Regions from separate parts of the Homo sapiens genome. Here region 2 is linked to region 1. The links are chromatin contacts, found by Hi-C or POLR2A ChIA-PET in ENCODE. All regions are on one chromosome and are shown on one strand. Each heading gives the region's core, a stretch centred on a gene start or an enhancer-like site at or near the end of the contact. The rest is flanking DNA. Distances are from core to core; before and after follow the strand shown.

Region 1 (4,139 bases), core at 1,607-4,106:
ATTACAGGCACAAGCCACCACATCCGGCTAATTTTTTATATTTTTGGTAGAAACGGGGTTTCACCAAATTGGCCAGGCTGGTCTCAAACTCCTGACCTCAAGTGATCCACCAGCCTCGGCCTCTCAAAGTGCTGGGATTACAGGAGTGAGCCACCCCACCTGGCCTCTCATTCACTCTGTCAGTACAGAGATTGGTCCCTATGGCCAGAGTCCACTCATCACCTGCTCTCTGTCTGCTATGAGTGGCTGGTACCACCTCTGAAGTTTGCCAGCTGGTAACGTGAAAAGCCAGGGGTGAGAGCGAAGTGCAAGGCTGGAGGGGACTACTGGATAGCGATAGCAATCCCCCAAGGACACATTAATTTCTCTAAATGACCTTTCCAGCATAATGAAGGTACAGAGAATCCAATCAGTTGCCCTTTCGAAAGAACAGTGAGACAGCTGCTCTTTTTGAAAAAGCGGGACTCCAAGCTGAAGCCAGGCTGGATTTCTTTGTGCTGTCCTTTCTCTGGCTCACGAAATTCTACCTTGGAGGCTGAAAACTCATGGCATTCAGTTTCATTTTAAAAAGGAGATTGGAACCCTGAAACTAAGTATCTACAAATTATTTTAGAAGTGGCTTTCACAAAGATGCTCTCTTTTTTTTTTCATTTTGATGATGTCTCTACATTGGAGGGTATGGAGGGTATCATTATCCCCATTTTCTAGATGGGGAAACTAAGGCCAGGAGAGACTGTGTGATGTGATGGGAAATGTTGGGAAATTGAGACTATAAGCTGGCTCTAGTCTGATAAATAATAGACACAACATGTAGAGCCCTTCGCAGCTGACAAAGTATTTGCATGTTTTAAACTTTTTAATCCATCCATCCAACAAACCCAGTAAGACATTTTATTATTATCCCTGGTCTTACAGATCAGTTAGTGACAGACCTGGCCTTCTAACTCCTTCCCATCCTTCTGTTCTCTTTCCATCGTATTACTTCTTCTTGGGTTCTTTGACTTCTTTGAGTCTCTATTCTAGGAGCTGGTATTTTTTTCTGTAAAGAGCCAGATAGTAAATATTTTAGGCTTTGATGGCCATATGATCTCTGTTGAAACTACTCAGTTCTGCCCTTCTAGCTCAAAAGCAGCCATAGATGTACGTAAAAAAATGGATGTTACTGTGTTCAAATAAATCTATATTTATGGCCCTGAAATCTGAATTTCATATAATTTTCATGAATCATGAAATATTATTATTATTTGATTTTCAAAAGCAACTCAAAAGTGTAAAAACCATTCTTAGCTTGTGTATGGCACAAAAACAGGCAGGGGGCCATAGCGTGCTGACTCTCGCCCTATCTTTGTCTGTAAAATTGGGAAGTAGTAATACATCCGCCGTAGACTCACATGGATTAAGTAAGATCACACCAGTACCATGTTTTGCACAGGGTCCACCATTGCCCTTCTGTCACACGATGAGAGCATGAACGTCTCTGGGTTTCAGTTCTCTTATCTATTAGAAGGGAAGTGTTGGCTACTTCTAGCTCTGAGTCTATATATTTTTGCCAAATTACTTTTTGCTAAAGAGCTTCAACCGCCTTCCTTCTCCCTGCCCTGAGGACATCCATGCCTCCTGGGTCTCCCCAGAATTTCTCCACCCCATTTCCATTTGGCCAACTTCTCTTTCTTGGTCCTAGTCGTTATTTTGTACCTTGGCTTGCACTGAAGTGAACTAGATTTCTTCTCCATTTCTTGGAGAAGTTTTCAGTGGGCAGACCCAGCCACTTGGTGGAGCTGTGGGGAGATGTTTTTCCTTATAAAGCTACCTGATGTTTCCCCTGGAGAACTTCAGGTTTGAAGGTAGGGACGCTGGAAATGGTGCTTCTGGGGGAAAGAGGTGTTGTTCATACCTGTGTGCGTGTTTCCAGCATCTGTCCATATCCAGTTAATTTGGGCAGTCAGGGTTTTGAGTTCAGATGTTTCAAGAGTCCTGAGTGGGGCATTTATATGGGAGAGGCCAGGGACAGATAGATCCTAGATCTGGCGAGGTTCTCAATCCGAATTCCTGGAAGTTTCCCAGTTGTCCCTTGTTCTGTCATGGAGGAAATCAGTCTGTCTCCTCACCATGCAAAACATGCACTTTCTTTTTGGAGCCATTAGATGTACAATCGAATAGCCTTTATCTTTTAAGGAGCTGACTTTTTGTGACTTTTATATATGTAAAACATGCAATTTCTTTTTGGAGCCATTAGATATACAGTCAAATAGACTTTATCTTTCAAGGAGCTGACTTTTTGTGACTTTTATATAACAACTATTGGTGAGATGTGATTTCTTCTCCCTTTCTTGGAGAAGTTTTTGGTTGCTCAGATATTAGCTATTATGTAGCCAAATTACCTGAGCTTGTAAGTTGCGAGACCATAGGGTAGTCTCTCGATCTCTTAGCATATCCCATGAAAAACGTGGGAAATAAAAATATCTAATCCCAAGTAAAGTATCATTTTGAGAATTAAAAAAGACCACTTGTGGGAAAGTGTTTTGTAAACTGTAAAGCATCATGCTGATGGGAGGTATTAGAAACTCCTCGAGGGCAGAGGACCATCTTGTATTACTCTTTATCTGCAGAATGACTGCAGCATCATAGATGCTCAGCTAACATCTGTTGAATGAATGAGTGAACAGGCGAATGAAGAGCATCACGAAGGGGTTGGCAGACTGGAAATATGCCTATTAAATTAAGGGTTTCAAAGGATGAGGCTGGGAGAAGCAGGAGAAGCAGGCCCTTGAGAGGAATCTAGGGCACGTGGCTTGTCTGCCAGGAAGGCAGCTAATGCATCCCTTGCCAGCTAGCCGGCTGCCGGGCAGGCTGGCTCCACTGGGCGAGCTGCCAGGCCCCAGGCCATCTAAGGCTTGTGTGAGCGTCCCAGAGCAGGTGGGCCGGGAGCGTCTGTCGTCACGGGTGGGCTGGTGACCCGCCTGGAATGCCTTCCCTCTCGTGCCTGCTTTTAGAGCCTTAGTCCCTGGTGACAGTAAACAGAATGGACGCAGGGCCTGACACTGAGCCACCCTGGGTCTTGGCAGGGTGGGTCTGAGAGACCTGTTTTCCAGAGTTAAAAGAATACAAATAAACACAGCACAGATAAATGTAGGCAGTTATATAGGAAATCTAGGTCCCAGGGCTATTTTTTCCTGACCCAGTTTTTTTGTTTGTTTGTTTGGGACATAATTACTTGGGAAATGGTAATTGTTTTACATGCTTGCTATAGACCTGATAGAATAAATCTAATAATAATATTATTTAAACAATAATAATAGCAGCTAATGTTTTGTCTGTGTTTACCACGTGCCTATGTAGTACTATGTTAAACACTTCATAGACATTTTCATAGTTCTACAAGGTAATCATTAACTCTGTAGGATTGTATCCTGTCAATCCTATGTACTAAGTATTATTACTATACCTATTTTACGTATGGAGGGATTGAGGTTCAGTCACTTCCTGGGGTCACAGAGCTGAATGGTGGAAGAGCTGCTAGAACTCAACTCAAACCATTCATCCACCCATTCATTCATTACATAATGATTGAGCACCTACTATATAGCAGGTACTAGGGATTCATGTGTGAATAATACCAATAAAAACTCCTGCTATGTGGGGACAAACACAACAAATAAAGAAATTTTATAATATATTATATGGTGGTAAATGCAATGGTGAAGAATAAAGCATCCAGGGAAGGAAAGCAGCGCCAATAGCAGAATGGGAGGTGGAGAAGGTGGGCTGCAATTGTAGACAGGATGGTCAGGAAAGGCCCCATGGTGAGGGTGACATCTGAGCAGAGTTGAAGGTACTGGGTTGCTGAACTGTGTGGATTGGAAAGTAGAACTTTGTTTTGTATGAACTTTGCCCAATGGGGCAAACAGGCAAATTGGAGTCCAAGGAAGATTTCTGTGAATTCACTTTTTTTCTTAAGTTCATTCTCACTCTCTTTTCTGGGCTATGCATTTCCAGAATAGGAAATTGAATGGCAAACTAGGGAGAAAGTAAAGGCATCAAATAAATTCATCGATCAATCCGTCCATCCATCCGTCCATCCATTCATCCATCCATCTACCCACCCATCCATCCATACATCTGTTCAACATTCCTAAGGC
Region 2 (3,772 bases), core at 1,069-3,568, 48 kb before region 1:
GTGCACGACTCATGCCTGAAGGATCTGAAGGAGAGAGACTGAAAATTCTCCTGGCAGCCTTGCGCTTTCTCAGGCAGACACTTTATGGGGGGCTAAGATCATCCTAGGACTCAGCCTTGAGCTGTTAGAAACTATGTTGGTGTTTAAGCCTTTTAATGTGGGTGGGGGGAAAGAGGGGTGTCCAAAATCATTTGTGCTGAGAATCTGTAGTTCAATGGGCCAAGGCTGAGGTCTAATTGAAGAGAGGATTCAGAGGAGCTTGGTTAAAGTTTGGCCAAGGAGGGAATCTTCGTTGAGGGGCAAGGTGACCCCAACAGTGTCTAGGACAGACTGCTGGGTCTCTTCCTGGCCTTCTGGCTGAGATCAAGTGTAGGATAGAATGCTGGAAGGGAGGGGCTAGGTCAGCTGGAGGAGGCATGGCCTATGTCAGGGAATCGCAGGTGGCCAATTTCATCAATGGCAGAAGGGAGTGGAGAGGAAGCCTTCATGGGAGAGAGAACCAGCACATTGACAACTTCCATGACTGGGGACATTCAGTGAGTACAGATGGCCCTGGCTCTGTATAACTTCTCACCTTCTTTACCTCTCCAATCACTCCTTTCTGCTCCTTGGGCCTCTTGCCCTGGGCCCAGAGGAGCCTAAAGAAACACAGTAAATGAGGGAGGAGGATAAGAACCGGTAAAGAAACCCACGCAATCCCCTTCTCCCCTGCAGCTTCTGAGCAAGAGCCAGTCCCAAGCTAAAAAGTGGGGAAGACGTTTTAATTGGTTGAGATTGCAGCCTTACCATTAGAATGAATGAGACTTTATACATTATCCAAAACTGAGGCATTCTTTAATGCCTGAGTGACCACAATAGCTATAGGATCCATCTAAGATATGTAAGATATGTGGGGAATAGAAAGAGAGAGAAGATTTGAAGGAGCAGTGATGAGAAAATACAATTGCTTTCGCTGATCCCAGTTCATTCAGTAAGCTGGTTACAGTCTTTAAAATGTTCTTCTTTTCTGCTGGACTTTAAGCTCTATGAGGGTAAGAAACCATGATTCTCAGCACCAAGCACCGTGTGTAGCTCATAGTAGCTGCTCAATAGATATTTGTTTAATTGCACTGAGTTGAGTTGAAGGGTTTGGGCAAGAATTGGGTGAATGCGATGCCATGTCTAGCAATTTAGTGTGAGAGAGAGAGAAACCACACCTTTACCCCATTTAGGATTCCAGTGGAAGATGCATGATCCGATGGCGAGAGCACCACACAGCAAGCCCCAGGTTCTAGTCCAGGCTCTGCTGCCAATAGGCTGGTTACGTTGGGCACGTTAATAGAATTGCCTGTGCTTCAGTGTTTTGGTCTGGAAAACTGAAGAGGTCAGTTGGATTGGTAAGTGGATTCCAAACAGAGCTGTATATGAGAATCATATGGGAAACTCTGTAAACACCGATTCCTGGGCGTACTCCCATCCATCTGATTCAGTGTCTAGAGTAGGTCCCAAAATCTGTAGTATTTAGGGTTTCCTAGATAAATCTGATGCACAAGTCAGGTGAGGAACCACTGGTTAAGATGCTTGCTAAGGGCTGCTCAAACTTTGAAGGGTCCAAATTGCTTTCCTTGTCTGAAAAATGAGAATAGTGTTAGTATCTGCCCCATAGGGTTAGTGTCAGGATTAGGTTTGGAAGATGCTTGTGAAGGGTTGAGGGCAGCTTCTGGCACCTGCTACCCACTCAGGAAATAATATCCCATAAATTATAGAAATAAATGTTTGCCAATAGAGTAGAACTGTCAACTTTAAAATTGGTTTTAAACCCACAAATAGAATGTCAAATCTTTTCTTATTTTTGTTTTATTTTTTTACACATTTCTAGTCTGGGCCATGCTCTTTTTCCTTCTCATGTGTTTGTAATTATTTTCTTTCAAATGTTTTCTTGTCTCATTCCACCCACATCCCACGCTTGCAGTTGTGTTTCCCCTTATATTAAAATCATGAACATTTCTTACCAATTTTCTAGTTCTTGGGGCAAACTTCCACAAGTACCCGTGCCCCAATGTCCCTGAAATGAAGTGTCTTAGAAAGTCCCTGGCATGCAAGACAAACTTTCTGTAAGTTGCACAGCAAGTCAAACAAGGACTTGGGGCAGTGGGTAACTGTGCTTCCGTGGTCAAGGCCTTCTGGACAGAGGGGTGGCTGTTGTCCTGGTGATTGTTGATCTTGGTCATGCTGCGCTTCTCGGCTGGTTTGCATTGCATCTTGACTTGGCCAAAGCCACACATTTTGTGCTGGGCCAGCAGTTGTGAAATCCTCGGCAGATCCAAGTGATATTGTATGTCTATTTTTAGCTGTGTGTCCTTGGGCCCACAGAGAATGGGGGTTCTGTGGTATTTCGCTGCCTCTCTCAGGCATTGCTGTCAGGGAGCTGACCTCATTTTTCACTCACCATCAGTAATTGACTACAGAGCCATCTCTGGACTTCTCTAGAACCATCTCAGACTTTCTGCCCACACCCTCCCGTTAAGGAGCAGCAAGTACATTGCCTGGCTTCTTGGAGGGGAGAGGAAATTGATTCTGGCCTAAGGCACTGCTCCAGTACATTTCTCTGTAGTGCAAAGCATATGCCAAAGACTAGTATATCTGAAATCCCTGCAGGTCCCTGCTTTTGATGAGCTGCTAAGCAAGGGGAAAATTAGAATAGGAGAGTGGGGTTGGGAGGCTTATTGCAAGTCTTTCAAACTCAGCACAAGGCAAGTTATGGAAAATGTGTCTGTCACTCACTTTCTCTGTTCTCACCTGTCCCATTGTAGCACTTAGCAGACTGAACTGTTAGTTGCATGTGAATTTTGTTTGCATTTCCTAGCAGATTATAAATGACTATGGCCCAGGCACATGGTGGTAACTCAGACAATACTTATTGAGTGAATTTTGAATAAGCTGCACGAGGGCTGGGTCTTGTTCAGCATTTATCTCCAGTTTCACATGAGACTTGGTGATGGTAGGTGCTCTGTAATATTTGTGAATGAGTGAATTTCAGCATCTGTGGCTTTGGATGTGGTCTGGCAGATGTTGTTTGAAATGCTGGCTCGACAGTTGTACACCCAAAATTGATCTGAGCCTCACTTGCATCATCTGCGTAATGGAAATAATAGATAATAGTATCTATCACGTAGTGCTATCTTTAGCATTGGAGGAGCTAATGTGCTAGGTAATGAAGCAATTAGGTAAACAGAGACTTTTAGAGAATCAATGGTGACTGGGGAGAAAGGATAACAGAGACATAGGAACAGAGGCAAAGATATAATGAAGGCCAGTGAAGAGAATATAATTTATCCACTTCCCTCAACTAGTAGCTGGTAGCCTAGCGCATCCTCTCTTCTGGATCAGAGATATAGCAGTCCAGCTGGGAAGACTGGAGAAGGTTCCTACCTGGTTCCAATATTCAGCATGGGGCACATAGGGTCCCCTTAACTCTGTTAAGAGAGCTTTTGCTAAAAGTGGTTCTGGGATGGGATGCAGGTCACTGAGTCCAGTGGAAACTCAGAATGTTGAGAAGCTGAGCACAGATCCAGATGCCCTGCCCCCATCAGTTCTGCTTGCACCAAGGTAAATGGGTTGTTTAGACAGTGACCGCTCCAAAATTCTTAGCATTTATAATCAGTTTACACACTTAGTGTTTGAAATATGTTATATAAAATATTTTATCAAAAGGGGTAGAGGGTGGAGAGAAACACGTAACTTGAGAAATATTTTTTACAAATGTCCACTTACCCAGGAAAATGTGTATAAT

The links. A loop is a pair of places that touch in the nucleus more often than their neighbours do. ChIA-PET counts read pairs that join two places held with the same protein, here RNA polymerase II (POLR2A). Pooled maps may share reads with other maps.
Region 2: a map of psoas muscle shows a loop between it and region 1 (2.4-fold over the local background). The contact joins two enhancer-like sites. A Hi-C loop is called at or near these places in 15 of 168 maps with a recorded cell type or tissue (Calu3, MCF 10A, PC-9 and 9 more) and 9 of 50 pooled maps. POLR2A ChIA-PET finds 5 or more read pairs at or near these places in 5 of 52 experiments (AG04450, H1, HEK293 and 1 more).

Annotation. Positions count from the first base shown.
Region 1 is chr12:106,146,933-106,151,071 of GRCh38, reverse strand. No RefSeq gene overlaps it. Among named protein-coding and RNA genes, the nearest start is that of NUAK1, 10 kb to the right of the region's middle. RefSeq lists an enhancer at 2,374-2,873. Within about 2 kb of position 2,856, at least 8 of the 41 ENCODE cell types and tissues checked have a DNase peak (open chromatin) inside an H3K27ac peak, as active enhancers do; they include gastrocnemius medialis, heart right ventricle and psoas muscle, where a contact is called at or near this core.
Region 2 is chr12:106,194,322-106,198,093 of GRCh38, reverse strand. No RefSeq gene overlaps it. Among named protein-coding and RNA genes, the nearest start is that of CKAP4, 52 kb to the left of the region's middle. Within about 2 kb of position 2,318, at least 12 of the 41 ENCODE cell types and tissues checked have a DNase peak (open chromatin) inside an H3K27ac peak, as active enhancers do; they include gastrocnemius medialis, heart right ventricle and psoas muscle, where a contact is called at or near this core.